3 separate regions of the Homo sapiens genome follow, and all the other regions are linked to region 2. The links are chromatin contacts, found by Hi-C or POLR2A ChIA-PET in ENCODE. All regions are on one chromosome and are shown on one strand. Each heading gives the region's core, a stretch centred on a gene start or an enhancer-like site at or near the end of the contact. The rest is flanking DNA. Distances are from core to core; before and after follow the strand shown. Region 1 holds the start of SPTLC1 (serine palmitoyltransferase long chain base subunit 1). Region 2 holds the start of CKS2 (CDC28 protein kinase regulatory subunit 2). Region 3 has its middle 76 kb from the start of MIR3910-2.

Region 1 (2,700 bases), core at 199-2,698, 2.8 Mb before region 2:
TTTTTCACATATGAAACAGAAAAATATAAGATATTCAGAATGTATAGAGTTCCTACAAATCCATAAGAAGGCAAAAATAACCAATAGAAAAATGGATTAAGAATATGAATTGGCGATTCATACAGTCTATAAATGCCAATAAACATATAAGAAGCTGCACAACCTCATGAGTAACCAGAAGCATCAATAATAAAGGATAGTGAGGTATCATTTTATCTCCATTAAACTGGCAAATTTTTTTAAAAGATTGATAATATCCATCATGGACTAGAGCATAGAAAAACTTCCAAATTATTTTAATTGGTTGAGCCATTTTGGCAGTACTTATCAAAATTAATAACGTGCATAGTCTTCAGATATATCCCATGTTGAAAAAACTGGTCAGAAAAACTCCAACATGCACAGAAAGATATACACACAAGGAACATCGACAGTTATGGCAGCATTATTTGTAATAGGGGAAAGGTGGGAACAACATAAGTATTCACCAATAGGGAAACGTTTACATAAAATGGAACGATGAATATACATAAATTATTCCATGGAAGTCTTCAGCCATTAAATATGAGATATATTAGGAAAAAAATGCTAGAAAAAAAATTTAAAAAAAGTTGTAGAAAAGTCTTGTCCCTATGATCTCAATTATATTTAAGAAATCCAATCCAATTAAGTATGTGCGCGTGCATACTGTTTGCATATGCATTGGAAGGCTCTAAAAGGTTCTTTACCAAACTGCTATATGATTTAATACCTGCAAAGCCTTGGCCTATGTCTGACAAAACAGGAAGTGCTATATGGGTTGGCTATTTTTGTGTATAATTATGCATTTCTTAATGATAATGCATTGCTGGATTACTTATGCTACTAAACGTAAACGTATTGGCCAGGCGCGGTGGCTCACGCCTCTAATCCCAGCACTTTGGGAGGCCGAGGCAGGCGGATCACCTGAGGTCAGGAGTTTGAGACCAGCCTGACCAACATGGAGAAACCCCGTCTCTACTAAAAATACAAAATTAGCCAGGCGTGGTAGCCCACGCCTGTAATCCCGGCTACTCGGGAGGCTGGGGCAGGAGAATCGCTTGAACCCGGGAGGCGGAGGTTGCGGTGAACCGAGATCACGCCATTGCACTACAGCCTGGGCAACAAAAGCGAAACTCCGTCTCAAAAAAAAAAAAATAAAGTAAACGTATTGCAATCATTTTAACTCTCTGCGCCCAGCTGATGACCAAGTGTAAGGCCCGTTCATTACTACTTTCTCCATCCTGAATCCAGCAGGGAGGGTAATAGGACACAAGGTAAACAATTCTTGGAAAAACTGCGGCATCCCACCTGACCCCGTCCAGCCTCCTGTCAACCAGTGCGCAAGTGCGAGTAGGCGGTGCCCAGCGCTCCGCCGCCCCGCCCTCTGCGGAGGTGATAACGACACTGAGCAGCGACGCGCACTTTTGGGACGCGCTTGTGACCCGCCTTCCGGAAGGAAGCGGCTAACTATGGCGACCGCCACGGAGCAGTGGGTTCTGGTGGAGATGGTACAGGCGCTTTACGAGGTGGGCTCCGCGCCATTAGCGGTCCGCGACCACACCCGGGCCCGGGGAGGGTGGGAGGACGCGTGTGGATTTGTGGCCTGAGACCTCGGCGGGACTGGCTCGGTCACGCCCAGACTCGGTGCCTCTTGCTGGAAGGACTGCCGGGAGCTTCTAGTCCCAGCGGTTGAGTGTAGGGAGGAACGGGCGGGGGCGGGGGCTGGGACTGAGGGTCTCGGTTTGAATTCTTATGCTCCGGGTCCCCTGGAAGCTCCGGAAAGGAACACGTGTAAGGGGACGCAGGAGACAGGTCTGCAAAAACCAGAGTTTAGACGGACGATAAAACGGAGTGGTGAAAATGAGTGGAACACCTTCGTCTGGGAAGGTCCTAAGGAAGTCAGCTCTTTGGAACTACGGTACAGTTCGTTGGGGAATAAAATTGTAATAAATTGGAGTTTGTTTTTGTCGAAAAGAAATCAAGTGACTTAGGATTTGTGAATAAAAAATAGTTTGTCATTCTTCTGCGTACATCAGTTTTCTGTCTTATAAAGATACAACTAGTTTAGTCGATTTTTATTTATTTATTTTTGTTTTTTTTTTTTGAGACGGTGTTTCGCACTTGTTGCTCAAGCTGGAGTGCAAGGGCGTGATCTCGGCTCACTACAACCTCCGCCTCCCGGGTTTAAGCGATTCTCCTGCCTCAGCTTCCCAGGTAGCTGAGATTACAGGCATGTGCCACCATGCCCGGCCAATTTTGTATTTTTATTAGAGACGGGGTTTCTGCATGTTGGTCAGGCTGGTCTCGAACTCCCGACCTCAGGTGATCCGCCCGCCTTGGCCTCCCAAAGTGCTGGGATTATAGGCTTGAGCCACTGCACCTGGCCGTAGACTTTTAAAGGAAGAATAGTTAAGAGTTTTTTGAAGCCTAGTTATTTCAGATACATAAGATAATAAGAAACCAGAATGTCAATCTTAGTGTTCATTCATTTAATAACTGAGAGTCCCCGTGCTGTCTTGCAGAGCTATTCATTGGGCACTGAAGAACTTATTTTATTTTATTTTATTTTTTAAAGACAGGGTTTCACTCTGTCGCCCAGGCTAGAGTGCAGTGGTGCGATCAGCTCACTGCTGCGTTGACCTCCCAGACTCAAGCGATCCTCCCACCTCAGACTCCCGA
Region 2 (2,700 bases), core at 27-2,526:
AAAACAAGGTCACAATTTGGCCAACGATGGCATGGGCTTTATCTCCCCTAAATCTTGGTAGTATCCCAGAACGCAGCGTTCTAGTCGCTACCTAGTTAAGAAAAAGGGGTTGACTGTTTTCTGAAGCCACGCCCTAAATGAAGTGTCCCGCATACAGTAAGGACAACAAATTTTAAATGTCCCTACTCGCTTTCCCCCAATCTACTTTAATTGGGGGGAAGGGGACAGGGACATTTAAAATTTGTCTAATTTTACTGATCGATTACAGCCACCATGTTCTAGTACGGTGCTTCAGGACTCAAACGCAAAAGTTTCTCAAAGCCCAAAATTTGGCCAGTGTATACTAGCAGAAAATGATGCCCAAAGTCCACTCAAGTTCTTAATCGGCCTTAAAATGAAACTCCTTTAATAATACCCTCAATTGTATGACTGCGGCTAACCTATAATGGCCCAAATCACCATACCCAGTAAACATTTTCGAATCCCCATCAAGCTCATTTTTCGGGGGGTCGCCTCCAAAGCTTATTCTTATACCACTCACTTCAAAAACAAGAAAAAGAAAAGTGTTCCTCTGTGTTAACAGATGAAAATGACCATTTGACCATTCTAAACCACAAACTAGTAAAAGCTGCATCACCCCGTCAGCGACAGGGAAAGTGTGTCACGGTTGCTAAAGGAAAAAGGACGGCACCAGGTGGGTTTTCCTGGACTGGTTCAAAGAACTGGAACTGAGACCAGCTACTGAACGGCCTAATTACTTCGGCCACGGCCGAGAAAAAAGTGACGGGATGGTCACTCCGCGTCGCCGAGGACCCCATGACCCCCAAGTTGCGCCGGTTCCTACCCAGGTACTAAATGCGGCCCGGTGGGCACTCTTCCCTCACCCTCCGCGCACACCGAACAAAGGCCCAACCGGCCCGGCGCGGCCAGGCACCCAACCATGTCCGACTGCGCGGGGCGCCAGGTGGCCGCGACCCCAAACCCCGGCCCTCGCCCTCCGGCCCCGGGCTCCGCCCCCCAGGCCCCGGCCCCCACCCCCGACCCTACTATGCCTGGGTCGCCCCGCCCGCGGGGGCCCCGGCTGAGGGAGCCGGCTCGGGGTCTAAGAAAGGCGCCCACCGGTACTCGTAGTGTTCGTCGAAGTACTTGTCCGAGTAGTAGATCTGCTTGTGGGCCATCCTGCTGGCGCGCTGCAGAAAATGAAACGAGAGCGCGAAGAGCGGGCGCAGCAGACAAAACCACGTCCAGCCCAGGCAACAACTCGCCGGAGACTAACGACCGCAGTCCCAACGATCCGGATTTGAATCCGACAGCCCGCCGCCGATTGGACAGCAGCGCCGACCAATCACCTTCTGCGGAAGTCGGCCGGCTGCCAGCCTATCGTCGCCGCCGCCTCGCAAAGTCCGCTTCCTGGGTCAGCCAATCAGAGATCTGTTGCGAGGTTGCCCGAGGGAAGATAGGTACGTCACGGGGGTGGCAGGGCCCTTAACGGGCAGGGGCGTGGCCAGAGGAGGGCGAAGTCGGGACGTTAAGGGCCGCAGAGCGCGTGCGCAGGAACGTGGAAAGTTCCAGGACACGGAACCGTTGGGACGGAGGACCTGAAGGTGGAGTGAGGTATCACGGGGTTTGGTGATGACGTAGTCGGTCGAGGCCGGAAGCGTGGGCCACAGGGCTTTGAGCGGAAGCTGTCGACCTTGCACGGTGATGGCGCTCCTCGTGATCCCTTGTATCCCCTCAGGCTCGAGCCAGGAGCCTAGGTCCACTTTGAAAAGTAGTAAAAGGCAGAAAGGTTCTGCGGTGTGAGGGGGAGGGCGGCTTCGTGGTCGGCTGGGTCGGGGGAGCGCCGGGCGGCCGCGGCGTGGCTGTGTCCGGGGCTGCCCTGCGCAGCCGGCCGTTTCGCCGCCTGGTGCACTTGCTGAGCTTCCGGCCTGGCCCGTCGCGGGGCTCCTGGCGCCCCCCTAGACGACTGTGTGGAGAATGGAGCCTGCGGAGCCACGCGTAGAGAGAGGCCCGGAGCCGGCGCGGTGGCGGCGGGCGCCAGTGGTCCCAGCCACTCGGGAGGCCGAGGTGGAGTGTCGCTTGAGCCCAGGAGTTCCAGACAGGCCTGAGCAACAGAGCCAGACCCCGTCTCCACAAAGAAAGAAACAAATGGGCCAGAGACCCAGAATGCTTTCTGTAGCCTAACCTAATGTTCAAAACCAGGGCAGACCCAAGCCATGGAAAGCTTGAGGGAATAAAATAATATTCTGCTGCGGCCAAGAATAACAATGCTAATTCCTGGATAAGGGGATTTAAAATGATGTTTAACAACTTCTGGTCTTTTAATATTGACCCAAGTTTAAAAACATGTTCATATAAAAAAGTTACTGGAAGAAATTTATAAATGTAACTGGTGGTTATTTTTAGATGACAGAATTAAAAGTGATCTTTTTGGTATTTTTTCCACAACGAGCACGTGTCATTTTTATGTTAATTTCATTTTATGCGAAATGCTCCAGCGCAGTACAGGCTAGTGGGTTCAGGGTGGCTGTGACTAAGTAATGTAGATGGGGTACCTTAGACAAAGTTTCCAGACTAGAGGCTGGAAGTAAGAGGTCCGGGTGCCCTTTTCCACACTGCAGACCACGGACTTTTCCGGTTTCTGAACAAGTGAGACAGGCCGGCTAAGGACATTTATAATCTCCATGGGTGAGGGCCCCA
Region 3 (2,829 bases), core at 303-2,802, 2.4 Mb before region 2:
ATACTATACACACACCACGTTCCATACACACTACACATATTCATATATAAGAGCTGCTCTCTGCTGGCACGGAGGTCCATGGACGGGGTGGGAGGAGACTCACGTGTTGTGGGGGCTCCCTCTCTAAGGCAAGTGGTCCCATAAAAGCGAGCAACGCTTTTCTTTTTTAATTTCAGGTAAATTTTCTTCGAGTTTTAGTTATTATGCAGTAAGAGTAAACTTCTAGTTACCTAAAATAGTTTTCAATGTGAACTTCATTAGTTTAACATAACTGTTACATTTCTTTCCTACAAGATACAATTGACCATGTTTACAAGGGAAAGTGATCTGGTAAAAGCTGGCTTTATTATGTGGGTTCTATAAATATGCAAACTCATTGCACATGTAGTGTTCCCTTTTAACAAATTGTATTAACTTGATTATCCCTTCGGGATTTTTTTTTTTTTTTTTTGCTGAAATAACCTAGTCTATATAAAAACCCAATCTCTTCCTTGTATGTGCAAGAAAACTAAAGTGCTTATTAGGAAAGCTGCGTGTTTAATATACTGTGGCCAACACGATTATTTGGAACAGCATTTTTTGGTTAAATTGTGGGTGAAATGCTCTATCCCAAATGCAGACATGCGGTATTAGAGACTAGACCACAGAAATCCCGATGGTCAAACTGATCCGATGTGAGATTATTAGATTAACCTGGACCACAGATGGAGATCTCAGTCTGCTGGAGGCCTGGTGCTATTCTGGGCACAGGGATGGGGCAGAGAACCAAACAGACACATGAAGGGAAGGGAAGTACATTCTACAGGGTTGGGAAGCTCAGTTCCCTGAGGAAAACGCAGCTGGTGAGGGGGATTCCTTGGCCTGAGTGGGTAGTTTAAAGAGTCTGGTCGGAAAGCCTTTCCACTAGTCATCAACTGTGCCTCTAAAAATCACTGTAACTAAGAATCATCTAAAAAGGTGTCTGCACCTGAACCCGGTGATGGCTTCTTCATCCTCTTTAACTGCAAACAAAAATGTGCAGGCTACAGCAGCACAGGCAGCTTATTTGCCAAGAGAGTGTAACATAAAACTGAGAAAGTCACTCTCATTATTTAAAAAAAAAATGCATCTCTGAAAACTGTAACTTCCCAGTTAGTGAAGTTAGGATCTCAGGATCATAGAAAGCGGGAAAAATGACTGGTGGTGAGTCATTTGGATTTGTATGGGAGACAAGAAGCCACTCTTAATCCACATGATTAGCCACACCGGAACCCTTAATTGTCCTTCAAGCAGAAATGAAGGAACTGGGAGAAATGCCACTAGAAAATGAATTCTAATTAATTCATTCATCCAGATCCTTCTCTCTTTTCCCTAAAAATAATTCTAGTCACAGCCAGAAAAAAGGGCAGGAAAGCAGTTTAAAGTGGGGGGTGTAAATACCAATCGGTGGAGAAACCTGCGTGTTGAGGCATTCTCAGAGTGAAAGCCACAAATGGAGGAAGTTGGTCCCCAACTGCGAATGGCATCATGGGAGGTGACGTCCCCAGAGCAGGGTTTCCCCCTCTCTTGTGTTCACTGCTGGTGAAGAGCGTAGGTGCTCCATAAATAATTGTCCCCACACACATACACAGATACTCATACACATACACCACACACACAATTTCACACACACCACACATACCACACACACACCCATACACATACACCACACACACACCCCACACACATTCCACACATACCCATACACATACACACCACACACATTCCACACAGACACCACACATACCACACACACACCCATACACATACACCACACACACAACCCACACATATTCCACACATACCCATACACATACACACCACACATACACATACACCACACACACCCACACCCACACACACGTTCCACACACACCACACACACTCATACACACACACCACACATACACCACACACACCACACACTCATACACACTGCACACACCCACACCCCCACACACATTCCACACACACCACACACACTTACACACCACACACACCTTCAGCACCATACAGACTCATACACACATACACCACACACAGACACGTATTCTGCAAACACCACACACATTCACACACACACCATATACACATTCACATGCACACTTATACACACACACCACACACACCACACACATCTTGCACACACCACACACATACACACCACATCAACCCACACCACACACACACTACACACACACACCTCATATACCAGAGACACATACATAACATATACACACCACACATTTCACACATACCATACACACCGCTCACATATCACACACGCCACATACACATCACAGATAACACACACACCTTGCACACCTCGCACACAAATTACACACACACACCACACATACAGCACACACATGTGCACACACACAAACACTCCAGAAACACCACACATCACATACACAACTCACACACCATCCACACATACACCACACACCTCACACAACCTCACACATACCACAAACACCACACACACACCTCACATACCACACACATACACCACACACATCACACACCACACACCGCAAACATGCACCACACACACACCTCACATACTACACACATCACACACACCATACACATACACTCCACACACATATCACATACATACACTCCACAAACACCAAACACACACCTCACACACACACACCACACACAAACACATACACACCATACACACCTCACACAAAAACACACATCACACAAACATACATATATACATACATTCCACACACAAACCAAACACATCATATACACAAATGCACATACACAGCACATATACCACACACACACAAACCA

The links. A loop is a pair of places that touch in the nucleus more often than their neighbours do. ChIA-PET counts read pairs that join two places held with the same protein, here RNA polymerase II (POLR2A). Pooled maps may share reads with other maps.
Region 1: a map of CD8-positive, alpha-beta T cell shows a loop between it and region 2 (12-fold over the local background). The contact joins the promoter of SPTLC1 here to the promoter of CKS2 in region 2. A Hi-C loop is called at or near these places in 6 of 168 maps with a recorded cell type or tissue (CD4-positive, alpha-beta T cell, CD8-positive, alpha-beta T cell, ascending aorta and 3 more), 1 of 37 single-sample maps with no recorded cell type and 22 of 50 pooled maps. POLR2A ChIA-PET finds 5 or more read pairs at or near these places in 2 of 52 experiments (H1 and PC-9).
Region 3: a pooled map shows a loop between it and region 2 (19-fold over the local background). The contact joins the enhancer-like site here to the promoter of CKS2 in region 2. A Hi-C loop is called at or near these places in 4 of 37 single-sample maps with no recorded cell type and 7 of 50 pooled maps.

Annotation. Positions count from the first base shown.
Region 1 is chr9:92,114,161-92,116,860 of GRCh38, reverse strand. SPTLC1 (serine palmitoyltransferase long chain base subunit 1) reads left to right here and starts at 1,448. Exons shown (of 15, transcript NM_006415.4): 1 at 1,448-1,547. The coding sequence starts at 1,491. RefSeq lists an enhancer at 886-945.
Region 2 is chr9:89,309,771-89,312,470 of GRCh38, reverse strand. It overlaps CKS2 (CDC28 protein kinase regulatory subunit 2), which reads right to left and starts at 1,276. Exons shown (of 3, transcript NM_001827.3): 1 at 1,120-1,276. The coding sequence starts at 1,178. It overlaps MIR3153 (microRNA 3153), which reads right to left and starts at 246; the gene lies at 165-246. It overlaps LOC105376136 (a long non-coding RNA gene), which reads left to right and starts at 1,669. Exons shown (of 3, transcript XR_930101.4): 1 at 1,669-2,700. RefSeq lists enhancers at 721-770, 1,441-1,730 and a silencer at 1,741-1,970.
Region 3 is chr9:91,710,899-91,713,727 of GRCh38, reverse strand. No RefSeq gene overlaps it. Among named protein-coding and RNA genes, the nearest start is that of MIR3910-2, 76 kb to the right of the region's middle. Within about 2 kb of position 1,552, at least 7 of the 41 ENCODE cell types and tissues checked have a DNase peak (open chromatin) inside an H3K27ac peak, as active enhancers do.